Linked DNA regions of Mus musculus: regions 1 and 2 are each linked to region 3. Evidence: chromatin loops called from intact Hi-C (ENCODE). Cell type or tissue: gastrocnemius. All regions are shown on one strand. Region 1 overlaps Rps6kl1 (ribosomal protein S6 kinase-like 1). Region 2 overlaps Prox2 (prospero homeobox 2). Region 3 overlaps Nek9 (NIMA (never in mitosis gene a)-related expressed kinase 9).

Region 1 (2,500 bases), 160 kb after region 3:
CTGTGCTCCCATTTGTGGATTAATTAAAACCTAGTTTTCTGTGTCTCCGTTGATGGGCTCCACCACCACTGGGGTCGACGGCTTCCCCAGTGCACAAGGCAGGGAAAGCTGTGCTTGGCAGTGCTGTGTTTTCATAATTGCCCGCACTTTTTAGACAGCATCTCATGTAACCCAGGATGACCTCACACTTGCCACGTAGCCAAGAATGACCTTGAACTCCTGATTTTCTTGCCTTCATCCCTGAGTCTGAGGTGACAGGTGCGTATCACTGTTCCCAGTTGATGCTGAGGAGCAAACCCAGGGTTTCATGCGTGCTATGCAAGCACTCTCCCGAGCAACCTACATCTCCAGCCCCTTAACAATGATCAGAGAGAGAGAACAACTAAGATCCAGGGAGTCAGGTGTTGGCTCTTCTGTCCTCTGGGCCACTTATCAGAGGGAGAGGATGTGTGTGCTTGCCTGCTTGGTTGTATCAATGGGAAAATGTTCGCTCTGCTGGAAGTATTCTGTGAGAGTGGAGAGTGTATAACCAAAAAGGAAAAAGGAAAAGAAATCAATTCACTGCCCCACCTAACTTCAGAGTAGTCGTTGTTAATGTTTTGGTCTAATTCCTTCCAAAAGAAAGTAGGGCAGAGTATGTTTTGAATACACAGGTTTTTGACACCATGGGTCCTTACTTAATTTCTGGCTCCGATCCTTGACTGAGTTTTCAGACTGTAAATCAGAGGACTTGGCCAAGGAGGTGGTAGCGGGGAATACCACTTGGGGAAGGATGGTGGGGAACTAACTGGGGGGCAATACTTATGGGAATCTTTTCCTAAATGAACCCAGTGTTTTCTGCCTCTGTCTTCAAACATTGCACAAGTTTGGTCAGGGAGCCAAGGCCACCCTGAGTTAGGTGAGTTAGCCATTAGAGGGCGACCTCTTGTGGTCAAAAGGGATACTGCTGCTCTGGTGTAGGTGCCCTGGTATAGGAAGGAGGGGTGGGGCGAGCCTAGCCCCTGCTTTTGCTTTCCTGATTATGGAGAAAATAAGGCCCAGCCTGGCAGGCACTTTCACCCCTCTCTACGGTCAGACTGTCTGTATTCAAATTCTGATGCTACAGCCTTTTAGCAGTAGGCTTGAAAGTGAGTGGTTTCACGTTTCAGAACCTCAATTTCACCAGGAAAGCTGGTAGGAGAACACGGTGAAGTGAGCCGTTCGAAGCCCTTAGCACTGAATGAGCAGTGTCTGTTTCTGCTACAATGACATTGGTAATTACCAGGGCTGAGGAGGATTTGACACTTGGAGTCTTTGCTTTTACCAACAAGCACAATGACGTCAGAAAGCACGAACTGCTGAGACCCCCATTTTTAGGCAGCTTAGGGAAAAGGCTCAGTTGGCAAAGAACTTCCCATGCAAACATGAAGACCTGAGTTTGATTCCCAGCAACTACGTACAAAGCTAGACATAGTAGGGTGCATGTCTGTAACTCCAATCCTGAGGCGGTAGGCAGGAGCTTGTTGGCCAGCCAACCTAGCCAGAGAGGTGAGTTCCAAGTTCAGCGAGAGACTGCCTCAAAAAGTAAGATGGAGAGTGGCTTAGGAAGAAGACACCAGCATCCTCAAGCCTGGTCTCTACACACACGCACGCAAGCACGCACGCACGCACGCACACCCATGCGCGCGTGCACACACACATGCACACACACACACACACGCGCGCGCGCACACACATGCACACCCATGCATGCGCACACACACACACACGCACGCACGCACACCCATGCGCGCGTGCACACACACATGCACACACACACGCGCGCGCACACATGCACACCCATGCGTGCGTGCACACGCACACACACACGCATGCACGCACACCCATGCGCGCGCACACACACATGCACACACACACACACGCACGCACGCACGCACGCACGCAAGCACAACTCAGAAACAAGCACAAGGTTCAGAGAAGGTGCGTGACTTGGCAAGCATGTAATATCATCATGGCTTCATTAAGGACTCTCCTATTTACAGCCTAACAAACCAGCGATATAGCAAAGCTGGACATTTCTAATCCCTCTTTGGTAGTTAAAAAAGTCAGCTTATTTGCCCAAGCTCGGGAACCAGGGCCCTGAGCTGGGGGGATATAAGTCAGTAACAGAGCTCTAGCCTGGTGAGCAGGAGGCCCAGTACCATTAAAAAAGACTGCAGGGCTCTTCCCCCTACTCCATTCCTAGGCTTTGTTTTTCACCACTGTCTAGCAATGTGGACCCAGCTCCCCACTTACCGAAGCCACCCCGAGAAGGAGACGGCTACTGTCAAAGGACAGGTGACTGGTGTGCACAACTGCACCCACTTTATTTCAAAAGAAGTGTAGCAAAGAAGAGAAATTCCTGGAGTGTGTGGAGCCTGCTGAAGGCAGCCGTCCTGATCTGGAACCACATTCTCAGACGCCTCAGGCTCTTAACGCATTTGGGGGTTTTGTTTTTCTGGTTTTTGTTTTGTTTTGTTCT
Region 2 (2,500 bases), 210 kb after region 3:
TTATAAGCATGAGCTACGATGCCTGGCTTTTTTAAGTTCTACTTAATATGCTTCTGGCCTACCTTCCTCGAGCCTCAAAGCCTACTAATTTCATAACTAAGTGGAAACCGTAGTCTAGGATTGAAGTATTTTGGGAAGATACGTTTACTTAACGACCCATCAGAGTCTGCTGTAACCGAGTGCTCCTTTGGGTCGGAAATAGTTTTGTTTTGCTTAAACTCATATGGGCTTCCAAAAATAAGAGAAACACCCCATGGGTGGAAGAACTCTGCATATAATTGGGCTAGCAGCTGCCCATTCTCCCAGGCAGAGAAGGCCAAAGGAGCAACCTCATCTGAGGTCTGACCTCCCCAACCTCATGTTCCTCAACGCAGAAGGTCTGCACAGTCCTGGAAGTCATGGTGAATATGTAAGGGACCAAAAACGAAGGGCTGAAAGGGTAGTTTCCCTCAGAGAATTTGATCCCCCCAACTCAAGCAGCTGGAAGGGTGGGAAGTCTTCAGGTACGGTGGTGGCACACGCCTTTGATCCCAGTACTTGGAAGGCAGAGGCAGGCAGAATTTGAGGACAGCCTGGTCTACACAGTGAGTTCCGGGTCAGCCAGGAACATGCAGAAAGACCTTGTCTCTGAAAACAACAAAACAAAAAAGGGGGGCAGGAACTGCAGCTAGCAAGAGCTGAAAGGCTGGGCACATGAAAGATTTCCCATGGGGAACTCCAAGCCATCTAAGATGACCTGTAGCTTTCCCCCACTTCTTTCTTTTTATTATTTTTTTCCCCAAGACAGTACCTCTAGATATCCTGGTTCCCAGTCTGTAGATTAGGCTGGCCTCAAACTCAGAGAGCCACCTGCTTCTGCCTCTTAAGTGCTGGAATTAAAGGTGTGTTCTATCACACCCCAGCTCCCACTGGAGTGTTCCCCTTAATCATCAGCATATTGGTTTTTGTTTTTCTTTTTCCAGACAGGGTTTCTCTGTGTAGTCCTTGATCTCCTAGAACTCTATAGAGCAAGCTGGCCTCAAGCTCAGAGATGTACCTGCCTCTGCCTCCTGTCTAAGTGCTGGCATTAAGGGCATTCCCCTCCCACCCCCCACCCCCCACCCCACCCCCAGAAATTAAATTAGAAAAATATGTAGCTTGGTTAGTTTCTTAACTGTGAGACTTCTGGGGCCTTTACTGTGTTCAAGTCAGAGGTGAAGCTTCAAGACAATATAGGAAGTCTGACCTCTTAAAGAGCTAAAGAACCTTCCAACCAGCATCTTTTAGAATTAGTGTACCTGAAAGCTTTTTTGTTTTTGTTTTGTTCTTTTTTAAGCAAGCTGAGGGTTGAGAGCTTCTCACTGGCCTTGTGAAGCCTTCAGATTCACACCTCTGAAGTTCAGGTGTAAACAAACCTGTATACCTAGCAGCTAGCTAGCTACAAGGCTCTAAGCCCTGGGGGGCCAGCGCCAGTCACTGTCTCTTAAGTTCTATGAGCGCCCCCTGCTGGTTTACGGCAGTAGATTGAACACCCCCAAGCTCAGACTTCCCTGGAAGGCTATGGAATCCTAAAAGCAAAGCTAAAAATCACTTTATTCTCTACCATTCCCTCAATGGGATTAAGAATATCCTGTTATACAGACTGGGTCTAAGGAAATGTTATCTGTCTGGGCCTTTGAGCCTGGGTAGATGGCTCTCTGGGTAAGAGTGTTCACTCCTCAAGCATGGAGGCCTAAGCTGGAATCTCCAGCACCCACATAGCAAAGCTGCACATGCCTGTAACCCAATGACAAGTCAGGCTGCTCTTGCTTGAGAGCGTGCTGGCCAGCTAGCCTAGCAGAGTTTCTGATCCAATGAGAGATCTCCAACCCCACGGAAGACTGCCGTCAATCTGCCAACATTGGTAGGCCCCTGTGTGTGTTTGCCCCTGCCTGGTCAAAGAGGATGAGCTTCAGGTTTGGGGATCTATCCTAAGACAGCCCTAGCCCAGGCCTGGTTCCAAATATTCCTTCCCTGAATCCTGCTGCCTGTGGTATGCACTTTGCTTTCTATGGGCCATGGGAGCCACACGAAGTACAAGTGTGCATAGCCCCATGCATCCCTAACACCAGGCAGGATGGTGATGATGGCAGTGTTTAGTGGGTCACAAACACATCTGCCACCACACCATACCACACCACACCACACTCTAGAAGCCCCAGGGGCAATACAAATATCTTGGGTGGTGTGACTTACTGGAGGCAATTTATAGACTTTCTCCCACTTAGCCCCCATCCCCCTGGACCACATTAGCCCTTTATAAAATAACAGAAATTCTGAACCCAACTCCATTTGGCCCAGTGTCTCAGATAAGGGTGTGATGGAGGACCAGGTATCTGAGAGGCAGGGGCAAGGAGCAGACGAACTTGTCCAGGTCACAACACAGGCGAATAAGGATGCAGCTTTCAAACCCAGGATCTGGTGGCCAAGCACAAGGGTTTGTCTGTTTGAGACAGTGCTTATCTCTGTAGCCCTGGCTGGC
Region 3 (2,500 bases):
GGATCCTTCCTGTCTCAAGAATTAAAATTTGTAAACTGGGTGTTGGTGGCGCACACCTTTGATCCCAGCACTTGGAAGGCAGAGGCAGGCGGATTTCTGAGTTCCAGAGGCCAGCCGGATCTTCAGAGCAAGTCCCAGTACAGCTAGGGCTACACAAAGAAACTTTGTCTCAAAAAGCCAAAATAAGGAGAGAGAGAGAGAGAGAGAGAGAGAGAGAGAGAGAGAGAGAGAGAGAGAGAGAAGAGAGAGAGAAGAGGAAGAAAAAATGTAGGCCCATAAGATGGCTCATGATGAAAGGCTTATACTGCCATCATGACAATTTGAGTTCAGTCCTGGGACTCACGTGATAGAAAAAGAGAATTAACCTTTACAGTACAGTGTATACACACATGCCCACATCCACACACATAATAAATCAATGTGATAACTTAAAAATACTGTGGAGCTGGAAAAACAATCCAGCAGTTAAGAGTGCCTGTTGCTTTTACAGAGAACTGGGGTTTGGTTCCTAGCACTCAAATGACTGCTGACAACCATCTGTAACTCCAGTTGCAGAGGATCTGACACCTTCTTCTGGCCTCCAAGGGCAATGCATGTGCATGGTACCAGACATACATGCAGCTGAAACCACCCATACCCATAAAATTTTTTTTAAAAAATCTTTTTAGAATAATTTTTACAAATTCAAATGCTATCTATGTAAAAACAATTTAGTCTCAAATATTTGTTTGAACGTTCCACTTTGTGCAATTCTAGGACCTTCTGTGGGGGTGAATGAGGTGTCAGATGCTAAATCTCTGTGGCCTAACGAAGCTCTTTCTTTCCTATGCTACACATCTACCAGTGGTTCAGAGCTCCAGCCCAGGAGGTGGCATTGGTGGTGGTGGTGGTGGTGGCGGCGGCGGCGGGGGTGAAGAGGAAGACAGTCAACAGGAATCTGAAACTCCAGATCCAAGCGGAGGCTTCCGAGGAACAATGGAAGCAGACCGTGGGATGGAAGGCTTAATCAGTCCCACGGAGGCCGTGGGAAACAGCTGTGGGGCTAGCAGCTCCTGTCCTGGCTGGCTTCGGAAGGTAATGCCCTCAGAACAGATGCTTCAGATAAGCCTGTGACAGGAGCTAGTGAGGGCTGCCAAGGTCTCAGTTTCTAGTGCCCTACTAATTGAGACAGGAGTCAAGGCTTCACTTTCCCACCCGTGAAGACATCTGTGTTTTGTTTTAAAACGGGGTCTCAGTTTGTAGTCCTGGCAGGCTTAGAACTCAAAGAGTTCCACTTGTCTCTGTTTCCCAAGTGCTGGGACTAAAGGCAGCCTGGAAGGAGGCCTCAGTGCCTTGCCGTCAAGCTTCCTGACCAGCAGACAGTGTGTGTAGAATTGTGTTGGGAAATGAACCAGATACAACTTGCTGAACTTGAGCTAGCATCGCTGAAGTTTGGTTCCAGGTTAGGCAATATATGTGGTCAGCCACCATTCTGTACCACTAGAGGGCGCTGCTGTCACAGCAGCGTGAAAGTGAAAGCTACAAAGACCGTGGGAGAAAGGAACTTGCTGCAGCCAAACTGGTGAGATTCTTTCTTGTCTGCCTAGGAGCTGGAAAACGCAGAGTTCATTCCCATGCCTGACAGCCCCGCTCCCTTAAGTGCGGCGTTTTCACAGTCTGAGAAGGACACGCTGCCCTATGAAGAGCTGCAGGGACTCAAGGTCGCATCTGAAGTTCCTCCGGAGCCCCAGCGTGCAGCAGGAGCCTGGGTAACTGACAGTGGCTGTTTGTGCCTGGGCTCTCCTGGCTTCATCATGTCCTCTCACTTTCGGGGCCAGTGCTGCACTGTCCTGGCAGTTGCCGCTCTGCCTTCCAGCACAAGAGGGTCATTTCTTCCTTTCTTCCTCAGGAGTACTAAGCTGAACCATGAATTTCCAAATGGTCTTTTTGTTGTGACGGTTTGTTTCTTTATGGGGCAGGTTCTGTAGCCCAGCCAAGGATGGAGGATGACCTTTAACCTCTGTTACTCCTGCCTCTATCTCCCTCCCAGATGATGATATAGACATGTGCCACACACCCAGTTATGCAGTGTGGGGTCCAGCCCAGGGTTCTCTACATGCTAAGCAAACTCTTCACAGATAGCCACGTTCCTAGGCTCCAAACTCAGTTTTAATGGCACCATGAGTGTTAGCTGAGCTGTATGTAAGAAGCAATGCCTGGAGTCTGCTGAAAGAACAGCATACAGCCAGCCTGGGTAGAAGTGAAACTGTAAATCAGTTCTAAACCAGAGGGCACCACAGATCTAGAGAAGCCACGGCATCGTCACATGACTTTGTGGGCTGTTTAACCCTTTGCAGCTACAGCTCTGACGTCATAGCACAAAGCAGTCACAGATGCAGATTGAGTGTCTCTTGCCCAGATGAGTGGGACCCAGAAGTCTTTCAATCTCACATTTTGGTGTATTTTGGAATATCTGTATATACATAATGCTGTGTAAACATAGCTTAAAGGCCATTTTGTG

What was found. Peaks named below come from ENCODE experiments on the same cell type or tissue, not always from the same donor. Only the 100,000 strongest peaks of a DNase experiment are listed, where the experiment ranks them.
Region 1: a loop joins it to region 3, with 7 times the contacts of the local background. A loop is called at or near these places in 22 of 42 quality-filtered maps.
Region 2: it touches region 3 in a loop (6-fold over the local background); 9 of 42 quality-filtered maps call a loop at or near these places.

The regions. Positions count from the first base shown.
Region 1 is chr12:85,141,417-85,143,916 of GRCm38, reverse strand. All of the region lies in intron 4 of Rps6kl1 (ribosomal protein S6 kinase-like 1), which reads left to right. Among named protein-coding and RNA genes, the nearest start is that of Rps6kl1, 8.6 kb to the left of the region's middle. In gastrocnemius, a CTCF peak has its summit at 945 (motif pointing left); a DNase peak (open chromatin) is centred at 925; H3K27ac peaks cover 827 bases.
Region 2 is chr12:85,091,399-85,093,898 of GRCm38, reverse strand. All of the region lies in intron 2 of Prox2 (prospero homeobox 2), which reads left to right. Among named protein-coding and RNA genes, the nearest start is that of Prox2, 4.4 kb to the left of the region's middle. In gastrocnemius, a CTCF peak has its summit at 1,486 (motif pointing left); a DNase peak (open chromatin) is centred at 1,462; H3K27ac peaks cover 338 bases.
Region 3 is chr12:85,304,711-85,307,210 of GRCm38, reverse strand. Nek9 (NIMA (never in mitosis gene a)-related expressed kinase 9) reads left to right here. Exons shown (of 22, transcript NM_145138.2): 19 at 845-1,074; 20 at 1,587-1,748. Among named protein-coding and RNA genes, the nearest start is that of Zc2hc1c, 17 kb to the right of the region's middle. In gastrocnemius, a CTCF peak has its summit at 1,474 (motif pointing right); a DNase peak (open chromatin) is centred at 1,494; H3K4me3 peaks cover 738 bases; H3K27ac peaks cover 799 bases.